Regions from separate parts of the Homo sapiens genome. Here regions 2 and 3 are each linked to region 1. The links are chromatin loops, found by intact Hi-C in ENCODE. Cell type or tissue: GM12878. All regions are shown on one strand.

Region 1 (4,000 bases):
GCCTTGTTGCCTCAATTTCTGATGCCTCTTTTATTACAACTCTTTATCAACTTACTATGTCTGTCTCAGGTACTTTCCCTTTGAAACTTGGGACACTTTCTTAAGGCTGATCTGAGAAAATAAAAGTAATGCTTTTTGTTATGCAGCCCAAATGTTCCCTCTCCAGCAATTAAGTACTCAGGGCAGAGGCTTTGATGAGTTACCTGCATTTATTTGGAGAAGGCACTCTCCAGGAGGTAAAGCTGGTCTTTGTTCATCATTTGTGTTTGAGAGCTTAAGTCCTGGAGTTATCTATCTATTTCAACAACTTTTATCCCCATTTCTCCCAGGAGGCTTCTAAGAGTCTCCAGCAAACCAGATCAACCTGTTCTGATGAACTTGCACTCTGTACTGATTTCCCTCTTGCACCTTTTAACTAGAATTGGGCTTTGCAGAAGAGAAGCTTGATTTCAAATTATTCCCAGCACAGTGCCAGTAGAGTATAGCTGCTCTTTGCTCCATTCCTTATCCATGTGAGTCTTAATGAGCATGGAAACCTATCAACATATTTGACATGTTAAGAGGTACCTCTTTATATGCATGTATTAAACCGTTAACACCTATATGTCATCCAAGAAGTCTCATATGAAGACAAGATTTTTTTTTAAATTCTGGATTTTCTTGCACATGGAAGATGTCATATTCTAAGACGTGCTTTCTGAAATTGATGTGACCTAATTTAGGAGTATTTTATAAAGCAGAAAATTAAGTAATCTGGACTGAAATAATTGACCAAAGAGGCCAAGTTCAGTTTAGTCCACCTAATAAATAATTTCATTCTTGTTCATTTCCTTAAAATAGTTCATCAGCTTATATTAATAAAAATGATATGAAACAGAGCAATTATAATAAATAAGTAAATTGAGGAAGAGAGAGAAAGAAGAAGCAGGTGTCTGGAATCAGTTACAGCGAAAGAATTGACATGTAGCTCTGAGCCTTCTGTCAACAGGGTAGGATGCAGAAACAAATTTGGGTTGCAGCTGACATCTCTCAAAGGCTGTGTGCCAAGTCTGGTTCCAAGGGACTTTTTAACATATGAACTTCTTTTACTTTCACAATTGCCCTATGAGGCAGGTACTATTGACACCCACATTTTACAGATGAGGAAACTAAGACAAAGGAAGTTAACATAACTAGCTCAAGGTAACATGGTACAAGAGAGAGTTGGAATCTGAATTTAGGCAATGTGACTCTATGGTTTATGCTATTAACCATAATGGTTCTTCTTGCTATCTACTAAGAGTTCACCAATAGATAAAAGCTTTTCCTTGCCCTGATTCTAAGATAACCTTACTTGGTAGAGCCGTGGACTTGGTAATGTAATGGAAACATGGAAATCAAAAATATGATGCTGGTTTTCCCAAAGAAATGATACATTCTTTACAAGCAAATTCTTTTGTTACTCCTTTAGAGAGAGAGCATTAACCTACAGTTCGGAGACATAGACACTTTGTTTTGTGGTGTTGGAACTTAGCACAGGGTCAGAATTTAAAGGTACTGGAAGATATCTCAGTTAACCTGTCTTGCTCATATTAGATGTTTTAAGCGAGATTTTGGAAGCACCTGCTTCAAATCAGTGTATAGTTGGCTTATTTAGCTAATGCTTTAAAAGATGTAGGGCATATTGTTGATTAAAGAAAAAAATTATATACTGGTAGAGGTCAGTATGCTGGTTTATAGGATGGTGTTCTTATCTAAGTAAGCGCAGGGTAATGGGGTAGGGATAGCTTGCTTTATCTTGACATACACGTGAGGTTTGGTAGGGTGAGTTGTGAAACTGGAAGGGACACATGAGGCCAGAAGAAAACATTAAGGTCAGGTGTAACTAATCAGTCTTCTCTATAAAAGAAACTTAGTATCTTATACAATATGCATTTTTAAAATCAGGGACTTTATATATTTTATTATTATATTTATTATATCAGACATGACATTTACTCTATGAATTAAAAGTTAAAGATATTGCACTAAATATGAGTTAATACAAGTAAATATGAATATATGCTATCTCTAATTTTCAGAAGTTTAATTTTTAGAAGTTTAACTTAGATAGCCTTTCCAATTATATTCTTCAACAGAGTGTCAGATGATAAGAACTGAGGTGCAGAGTTAATTATTAAACAAATCACACTTTAAAAATACTTCTACAGAAATAAAAGATTAATTTTGTTTTCAAAACGTGTCCTATATATAGGTTTGCTTTTCTCTTTATTTTACTGGTAGCCATCTTGTACTCCACTTGCTTTGCTATTTATTTACTCTGGAAGTAGAAAGGAATGTGGGGCAGGGAAGAGCAGTTGTAACATGTAATTTACTCCAGCAAAAAGAAAAATTGTGTTTCTTGGTAAAAAAAAAAAAGCTTCAGTGCTCTTTTGCTAGTCCCTGTTTGTCATTACTCTCTCTTCCAGTAGAGGGCAGGATGTAGCAATCTGTGAACTCACACTTCTAAGGGGTTAAATGAGGAGGAGTATCATGCTCATTTCGAGTTGCTGTTTAAGTAATTAAAAAGCTGGGTTTTTTTTTCGTGGTGTATATGATCCTGGTTTCTTCCACTGAATCCCCTAAAGAGATATTGTGATAATTTTCAAAATACCGCATTGCAATAAATCAACACCTACCCCAGTTCTCCTCTAGAATGCTTCCAAGGATTTCAAAAAAGAATTTTCCACCGTTGGCAAATAAGCAAGACAAATTTTGCTATGCATTACAGTCTATATTCAGATGTTGTATTTTAGGACAAGAAAACAATATAAACGTTTATTATTAACTAAGAGGAGCCACACAGCAAATGCTTGCTGAACAGTGACACTTGTGCCTGGCATGCTCCCAGCTCTTGGGCTACAGATGCAAATGGAAGAGAAACTCTGCCGGCAAGGATCCTGCATTCCACTGAGAGGAGAAAAACAATCCAAACAGAAATGGCCAAATAAATAAAATAATTTCAAGCACTTATAATTACTGGAATAAAAATGAAATAGGGTACACAATGTTGGGGTAGCCAGATTATCAGGAAAGACTCTTTGGGGACTGAGAGTCAGTTCCCCAAATTGCATATGGACTGCTTTCCCATAGCACATTTTTTTAGGGTCATGTTTTGGCACTAAGAACAACTTTTCCCATTAAAAGTGTAACATGGTGATTATATCCCTAGCACAGCTCATAAAAGACTCGCAGTCAGAAAACATAAACAAAGTACTGTTTGAATTCCGGATGTCTGCTTTAAACAGATCCCTTGACCTGTCTAACACTCTTCCCCTGCAATATCATGATCATAACAACTGGGAAGGTTATTGAGAACATTAAAGATAATGCACAAGGGAGCCAAGTAAAGTACCTGGCATACAGTAGTGGTGGAGAGCTATAATCTATAATATAATCCTCTAGACAAACATTTTCTATAAAGGACCAGATAATAAATATTTTTGGTTTTGTGGGCCATATCATCTTTCTTGTATCTACTCACTCAATTCTACTGTTATTGCGTGAAAACAACTATAAGCAGCATGTAATAAATGAGCATGGTTGTGTTCCAATAAAACTTTATTTACAATAATGGGAGGCAGGCTAAATTTGGTCCACTGGCCTTAATTTTATGACCCTTGTTCGGAATATATGCATAGTTATGACTATATTGATAAAAGTATAAGTAATTGGAGTACATTATAATGCAATTTAACTCCCAAATATAGCAATAATTGTGTGATAAGAAGCATTTACTGATCTTTTTCAGTGTGCCAAAAATATGTCTCTACTCAGTCCAAGAGATAGGAACACTCCCAACTACCCAGTGTTTTCTGTTATAAACCAGAAGAGATTTACTGCCTGGGCCATCCTTTCCTCACAGGAGAGCTGCTAAGGGATAGAGTGGGGTCTCTAGGGAGAGAGCTGGGTGCTTTATTTGTGAAAAAGTAGGAGCCATGGATCTAAGAGCTTCTCCACAAAATAACTTTCTAGGAACATG
Region 2 (4,000 bases), 480 kb after region 1:
ATGTTCCCTGGGCCTGGTGACAAGCCCATTTGGAGCAGCACTGGCTGCTTGGAAGAGGCTAGCAGGGGAAAGTAGAAGGCGTTGGCCACAGCAATCAACCTCTGTGTGACCCTGAGCTGTTTCTGAACTCCTCACAGTCTCAGATACATTGAACCCATCTCTAAAGTCTGTTCCAGCTCTAACTTTATATCCTCTGACTCAGACCAATAGAGTGCCTAAGAACTAAAACCATAACCCTTCCTCAGGCAGAGTAAACCGGGGACCTCTCCTTAGCTTTGCTGTATGCTGGTATCAGAACAGGGGTAAGGGAATGAAGTTATGAGAAAGCCACTATTTTGAGATAGTATGCTGACCCCTGGGGTATCCACACCTACTCCCAGTCATTCAATCAAATGCAAATCTGGATTCGCTGTGAAGGGGTCTTGCAGTTCCACTGAAGGACCCATGCCAGTTAATTTTAAGAAACGGAGGGATTATCTGGGTGGGCCTGACCTAATCAGTCTCATTAGCCCTTTAAAAGCAGAGAGATTTTTTATTTTTCTCAAGCAGGCCACAGAGGAAGAAGTCAGAAACACATGTTCTTCTGGGCCTGGAAAGAAGCAACGCTATGCTGTGAATTTCCAATAGGAGCCACATGGCAAGAAATTGTGAGTGGCTTCTAGGAGCTGAAAGTGGCCCCTAGCTGACAGCAGGAAAATGTGGACCTCAGTCATAGGACCACAAGGAAATGAATCCTGGCAAAAACATTGAGCTTGAAAGCATCTTGATGTCAACGCTGTGATAATCTGAGCACAGAATTCCACCATGCCATTCCCAGACTTCTGATCTACGGAACTGTGAACTCATAAAAGGATATTTTTAAGCCATTAAGGTTATGGAAATTTGTAACATAACAGTAGAAATCTAATATACCTCTATGATTAGAGAAAATAGTAGATAATTTAATAGTTGTTTCTTATATTGAAAAATACTTCTTAGGCATTCTACTTATAATTTCCTCTTCATGTAGCTCAGCTGAAATGTCATTCTCATCCACAGTTTGAGATAGTACACTGGCCCCCGGTGTACACGTACCTTCTGTTAATTATGTACTATAAATCACCAGGTCAGCCTTTCTCCAGGTAGGCAGAACTGGACCTTTCTCTACCTTAAGGCAATTTCCCTCAAGGGAAAAACAGAGGATCCCAGGAGGCAAAACACAAAACAAGACGCTGCTATTTCAGAGCATTCTCTACCCCAGGACTGTTTGCTTTGTGGAGATTGGGAGTCTAAATTTAAATGGCCTCATACAAGAACTCTACCCATTAAACTTTGTTTTTCTTTATCGCAGTAGTACATTTTATTTCAAGATGGCTACAGCAAGTGAGCAAGCTGTTGGTCAGGAAGCTGGGGTGTGCTGAAAATTCCCCGGTGATTCATTTATAGAGAGAATGACAAGAGTTCTGAATGGACAAGAGGGGAACGGTGGCCACAAGAAAGCTCTGGGAGTATCATTAAACCAGTTTCCTTATTGTTCAGAACCGGACAGGTTCCACCTGGTCTTCACTCTTGGGTCCAGGTGGCTCCAACTGCATGAACCAAAATAAAGGGCATCTGCAGGTTTTCCAGAGGGAGAATGACGCAGAGAGGAGGTAGAGAAAACATTAAAAAGAATATTTATTTTCTAGGACCATGGAAAGCTGAGTAGTGAATTTTATTTTTAACTTCATTTTTTGATCAACCCTTTTCTTGAAAAGAAAACGCTAGCGATTTCACTTAAGGCACAACCAGAGCGCCACCATGTGGTGCAGTCTTTATGGACGCACGCGGGCTTAGAGTGGGTTTGCAGACTGAGAAAGTATTGCAAGAAAAAAATTGTACATCGTGACAAAAGCCAGAAAACTTAATAATAAAGATCATGCGTGTTTTCGAAAGTTTGGTGATAGCCTTGTTTTTTTTATCATCGTATTTCTAGAAGGTATGACAATGACTCTCACATTTAAAACTGTGTAAGGTTATCACTGGTGTCATTTTTAAAGTGAAGTTATTTTGTTTAATTGCCTTATTTAAAAAAACAGAACCGAGCTAACACTAGCACACAGGAACAGAAAAGTATATGCTCTGCTTCATGAATACTCACATTTTTTTGCAAATTCCTCATAGAGATCAGCTGGTATTAGTGGATTTCTAGATTATTTGTTTGGTTGTGAGGTTGCTGTTTGTGAGCAGATAGAAAAAAGGTGATCTCATTCATCAATTCGAATAATGAGTTCAATCATGTTGTGTCCTTGTAACACTCTGCTTTAGGTTAAAATTCTGGAAGAGAGTGCGTGATTAGCTTTTCTTGATCTTCTGACCAACCTTTGTCCAGGGGCCCTGACTTACAGTCTGGCCAAGACTACATGCAATGAAGGGTAGTTCACAAAATCAAAAGTAGGCTTAGAATAGCAAGGAGGTAGGCAAAAGCCAGCATATGACAAGTGTGCTTTGTGTCATTTCAGGGACTAGTTTATCCCTAGATATCACTAGGCACCAAACGTATGGCACACATACATGTCCTAACTCCCAGTGTCTGCTTACTGAATGATGCAGAGCATCCTGAGCTGCCTGAGATCTTCTGGTCCATGGACATTCTGCCACTATGGGCTCCTGATCAAAGTTTAATCTCAGAGTCACTGAGGTCACCTGCCACTATATTATAAGCTTCCCAGAAGCTCACACAGTATCTGCTTTCACTGTATCTTAGGTCCATTTCTGGCCCGAAGATATTTGTGTTTTGTTTTTATGCTGCATATTCAGGTATTTCAATGGGAAACTACCTAAAAAGGACCTGAAACCTTCTGGACACCTTGGTGAAATGATTTTTCTCTTCTGCAAGGAGATTAAGTCATCATTAATGCTGTCACTGTTGCTTTTGTGCAGTGTGCTGTCTTTGTGTCCTTGCTAAGAAAGAGCTTGCTTGTGATGAAAAAGACCCATATCGTGTCTGAAGATTCCTTACTCTTTCAAATTTTGCTTTAGAAATTACAATGTGTTTAAATATTCTTTGCCAAAATATGTCCCTTTCTTCGAGGACTTATGACTGCTTTTTTTTTCAGTTATTTTACAGTATATATATATATGAGGCAGAAGTTTTGATCAGTGCCCCAAATCAATGAAAAAAAAAGTTGTTATAAAATGTCACCTTGGCCTCTTAATTTGTCACCTGTATGAAAATTATAAAGGAGGTCAGAACATTTCTTCCCCACATTTTTCTGCCTTCCCAGCAATTACCCAGTTGTACCCCTCAAGAAACTTCTTATTTACAGGCCTGCAGTAATCCCTACTGCAGGTGCCTTCATGGCTGTTTCTTGATATTGCATGATTGCTAGTTCATTGTAATAAAAGAATATCTTCTGGCCTGAGAGAGAGAGAGAGAGAGAAAGAGAAAGCCAGACTTGCCAGGAGAACTGGAAGTCTTCTGACTCAGGCCATGGCTTTTCTCATAGATGACTTTGTTTCTCCACAATTGTGATCTTTTCTCTCACTGATGTCTAAATGACATTACTCTTATGTTAGAAAATACTGAAAAAGAGATTATTAAAATATCTAATCAGCTCGTTATAATAATACATCTATGCTATTCGGTAGCTTTAAAACCTCTTTACAAACAGTTGGTGGTAGGTTCAGACAATTTCTGAGCAGAAGAAGCTTCTATTCTCTTAGTATCACATGCTTAATAGTTGATGTTGAAACATTCTTTGTCTTGGAGGATTATTTTTTAAACTGTCTTAGTGATGAAATATCAAATTATAAAATATACTGAGCTACAGGGTGATTTTTCATTTTTGTACTTGACTTATTTTAGCATTTCACCTAAGTGCTGCTTTTTCCAGCAGCTTTTTTCCCCAATTTCTATAGAAATGTCATTAGAAGGAGTAATTTTCCCAAATGCCCTATTATTTCTAGGTGAGCAACAAAAGTAAATTGTCTGCTGAAGACAAAGTAGGCTGAGAGGATATATCACTGATACATGTGCATG
Region 3 (4,000 bases), 200 kb after region 1:
ATAACCAAATTTAGTAGAATTGCAGAATACAAAATGAACATAGAAAAAATCAGTACCATTTCTGTACACCATAGTGAAATAGCTGAAAGTGAAATCAAGAAGGCAATTCCACTTACAATAGCTACAAAAAATCCCAAGAAATAAACTTAACCAAGGAAGTGAAAGGTCTCTACAAGGAAAACTGCAAAACACTGATTAAAATAACACAGGAGGACACAAACAAATAGAAAGATATCCCATGCTCATGAAAAGGAAGAATTAATGTTGTTAAATGACCATACTACCCAAAGCAATATACAAATTCAACACAATCCCTATCAAAATAACAATGTCATTTTTCACAGAAATAAAAAAATCTTAAAGTTCATATAGAACCAAAAATGAGAAGAATAGCCAAAGTAATCCTGAGTAAAAAGAACAAAGCTGGAGGTATCATACTACCTGACTTCAAATTATATTACAAGGCAATAGTAACCAATACAGCATGGTATTGTTATTAAAATAAACACATAGACTAATGGAACAGAATAGGGAACCCCAAAATAAATCTTTATATTTACACCCAGCTAATTTGACAAAGATACAAAGAATATATACTAGGGAAAGGACACCCTCTTCGATACACATACAGGGAAATTTAAATACTCATATGCCAAAAAATGAAACTGGATCCATATTTCTCACCGTATATAAAAATCAACTCAAGATGGATTAAAGACTTACACTTACCCAAAATTATAAAACCACTGTAAGGAAAACATTTCAAGACTGGTCTAGGCAAAGGTTTCACAGCTAAGACTTCAATAGCATAGAAACTAAAACAAAAAGACAAATAAGATTATACTAAACTAAAAAGCTCTACACAGTAAAGGAAACAAACTACAAAGTGAAGAAACAATCAGTTGAATAGGAGAGAATATGTGCAAACTGTTCATCCAGTGGGGACTAATACCCAAAATACTCAAAGAACTCAAACAACTCAACAATAAAAAAACAAATAATGTCTTAAAAATTCGGCAAAGGACATAAACAGACAATTCCCACAAGAAGACATACAAATGGTTAATAGGTATATGAAAAAATGCTCAACATCAGTAATCATCAGGGAAATGCAAATCAAAACCACAATGAGAGATCATCTTATCCCAGTCAGAATGGCTATTATAAAAAATAAAATGTAAGAAATGTTGGCAAGGATGTGGAGAAAAGCAAACACTTACATATTGTTGGTGGGAATGTAAATTAGTACAAGCACTATGAAAAACAGCATAGAGATTTCTCAAAAAACTAAAAATAGAACTACCATATGATCCAGCAATCCTACTACTGGATATCCATCCAAAGGAAATCAGTATATCAAGAGGATACCTACACTAGCATGTTTATTGTAGCACTATTCAAAATAGCAAAAATATGGAATCAGCTTAAGTGTCCATCAGTAAACAAATGGGCAAAGAAAATGTGGTACATATACATAGTAGAATATGATTTGGCCATAACAAAGATTGAAATCATGTCATTTGCAGCAACATGGGTGGAACTGGAGGTCATTATGTTAAGTCAAAGAACCCAGGTATAATAAGATAAATACCGCATGTTCTCACTCATATGTAGGAGCTAAAAAACTTAGTATCATGGTGACAGAGAACAGAATGATAGATACCAGAGGTGGGTAAGTGTGTTAGAATGAGTAGGGGAAATGAAAAGAGGTGGATGAGTGGGTATAAACTTACAGTTTAGATAGAAAAACAAGTTCTAATGTTTGATAACAGCCTAAAGTGACTATGATCAGCAACAGTATACTGTATATTTCAAAATAGCTAGAAGAGAGAACTTGAAATGTTACCCTTTTCAAGGTGATGAAATGATAAATACTCAAGGTGATGGGTGCCCCCAAATAAGCAGGTTTGATCATTATACATTCTATGCATGTAAAAAATACAAATATCACATAAGTATGTGAAGTATTATGTATCAATAAAAGAAACAAAATGTAAAATATATAAACAATATAGACATCAGAACATTAAAATCTCAGCTATATATTATAGTTATATCATATCTTATTCTGGAATTTGAACAATTTTGGATATTCTTTTCCCTCGTCTTATTGTCACACAATAACAAAGTAGAGAATATGTCACCTAATTTTAAGTGGTTACATTGGGGAAAAAAGACAGGTTTATTACTAAGGGTTCCATATTGAGTAGCATAATAGCATAATAGAATGAGACACAATTCTTTTGACAACCAGATCACTACTTTTGCTCATAGGTCTGGGTGGCTTTTTTTTTCCCCTGCAAATTCCACAGGCAGCATTAATTAGCAAGCTGAAAGCACTTTCATTTTCACTTTTGGCTAGCAGACTTCAATGAATCTCTAATTTACACATTTCAGCTCTGCAGACATTTGCAGACCAATATTTTAAGAGCAAGTCTTTATTTGGCTTAGCCTCCATTTCTGTATAAAGTTAAGATGTGCATTTACTTGTCATTTCAGCAAAACCCTTGCCACAATTAATGAATGGTTCCAAAAAAATAAGTGTGTGGTCAATCCCATTCCACTTTTCTTTAGCCTGTAAATTGTTAGTTCTTTTGTAGTAACAGCTAGTTTAAACACAATGAAAACATCAGCAAAACATTGGCAAAATGTTCTTTCCAACAACTGATTCAAAATCATGATATAAAGGAAAAACATATACAGACGGTTCCTGACTTACAATGGTTCAACTTAGCAATTTTTTGACTTTATGATGGTGTGAAAGCAAGACACATTCAGTTGAAAGAGCATTTTGAGCACCCATACAACCATTCTGTTTTTCACTTTCAGCTCAGCATTCAATAAATTGCATGAGATACTCAACATTTTATTATAAACAGGCTTTGTGTTAGATAACTCCATCTAACTGTAGGCTAATGTAAGTATTCTGAGCATCTTTAAAGTAGGCTAGGCTAAGATATGGTGTTAAGTACCTTGGGCATATCAAACCCATTTTGATTTAGAATATTTTCAATTTACAATAGGTCTGTTGGGATGCAATCACATTGTAAGTTGAGAAGCATCTGTATTCAAAATTTTGGTGACTATATTTTTAATAAAAACGATCGATTGATCTATTTATCTCTCGTTTGGAAAGGTACATACCGAACTGTTAATGGAGATTATTGTTGGGGGCACAGTAGATTGGGAGTGAAGAATAGGGGACCCTTCCTTTCTCTTTATACATTTTGGTACTTTTTGGAATTTTTTCATGACTATATACTTCACATGAATATGTAATATTTTATTAATCTTACATTGCTGATAGAAGCTATTTTGAGGATTAAGCTATTTTGAGGTGATTGAAGCTATTTTCAAAATAGAAACTATTTTGAAGTGATTGAAGCTATTTTCCTGAGGAAAAATGCTTCAATCATGAATATGTATTTTTAAAACAAATCTATATTTTATTAATATACTTTATTAATCAATTGAACTTTGAAATAAAACAACATGCGAGGTGGAGGTTCTTAGCCCATTAGTACATGGGTGCACAAACCATTGTGGAAATGTGAGTCTGAGATACGAACAGAGATAGTGTGTTAAGCCATAGTCTGTGTACTTTCCACTGCCTTATGCTGCAGGGATAAGAAAAATGAGTCAATTGTATCATTTAATGGAATCTCCTTGTGTTTCTAACTTAGGTATCACGGAGGATAAACAACGAAAAGAACCATGTGTGATATGCTCTGGTGACATTGATACAGCCCAGAATTCAGGGCAATCCCATGAGAAAATTGTTCATATAAATTTGGTCAGAAATATATTTTATATTCACGTCCTTTAATTGTAAAATTAGTAAAAGAAGTGTTTATTCTTCAAAATATTAGAAATGGGTGCAGAGAACATTTAAGTTGGCAAGGAACACTCCAGATAATTTTGTCTGATAATCAAAAATATTCTAGGATGAAAAAACGTAATGAAAAAATTTGCCAGATTATAAATTGAGTTTTCTATTGCA

What was found. Hi-C counts contacts between places; a loop is a spot of excess contacts. Peaks named below come from ENCODE experiments on the same cell type or tissue, not always from the same donor. Only the 100,000 strongest peaks of a DNase experiment are listed, where the experiment ranks them.
Region 2: it touches region 1 in a loop (8-fold over the local background); 19 of 110 quality-filtered maps call a loop at or near these places.
Region 3: it touches region 1 in a loop (2.9-fold over the local background); 3 of 110 quality-filtered maps call a loop at or near these places.

What each region holds. Positions count from the first base shown.
Region 1 is chr18:33,837,197-33,841,196 of GRCh38, forward strand. No RefSeq gene overlaps it. Among named protein-coding and RNA genes, the nearest start is that of ASXL3, 260 kb to the left of the region's middle. RefSeq lists an enhancer at 1-560. In GM12878, a CTCF peak has its summit at 2,450 (motif pointing right); a DNase peak (open chromatin) is centred at 2,508.
Region 2 is chr18:34,321,105-34,325,104 of GRCh38, forward strand. The region is part of intron 1 of LOC124904280 (a long non-coding RNA gene); the gene reads right to left. Among named protein-coding and RNA genes, the nearest start is that of NOL4, 98 kb to the left of the region's middle. RefSeq lists an enhancer at 1,310-1,369. In GM12878, a CTCF peak has its summit at 1,786 (motif pointing left); DNase peaks (open chromatin) are centred at 187, 1,427 and 1,737; H3K27ac peaks cover 1,054 bases.
Region 3 is chr18:34,037,059-34,041,058 of GRCh38, forward strand. All of the region lies in intron 5 of NOL4 (nucleolar protein 4), which reads right to left. Among named protein-coding and RNA genes, the nearest start is that of NOL4, 190 kb to the right of the region's middle. In GM12878, no CTCF peak of the experiment used is centred here; a DNase peak (open chromatin) is centred at 2,343.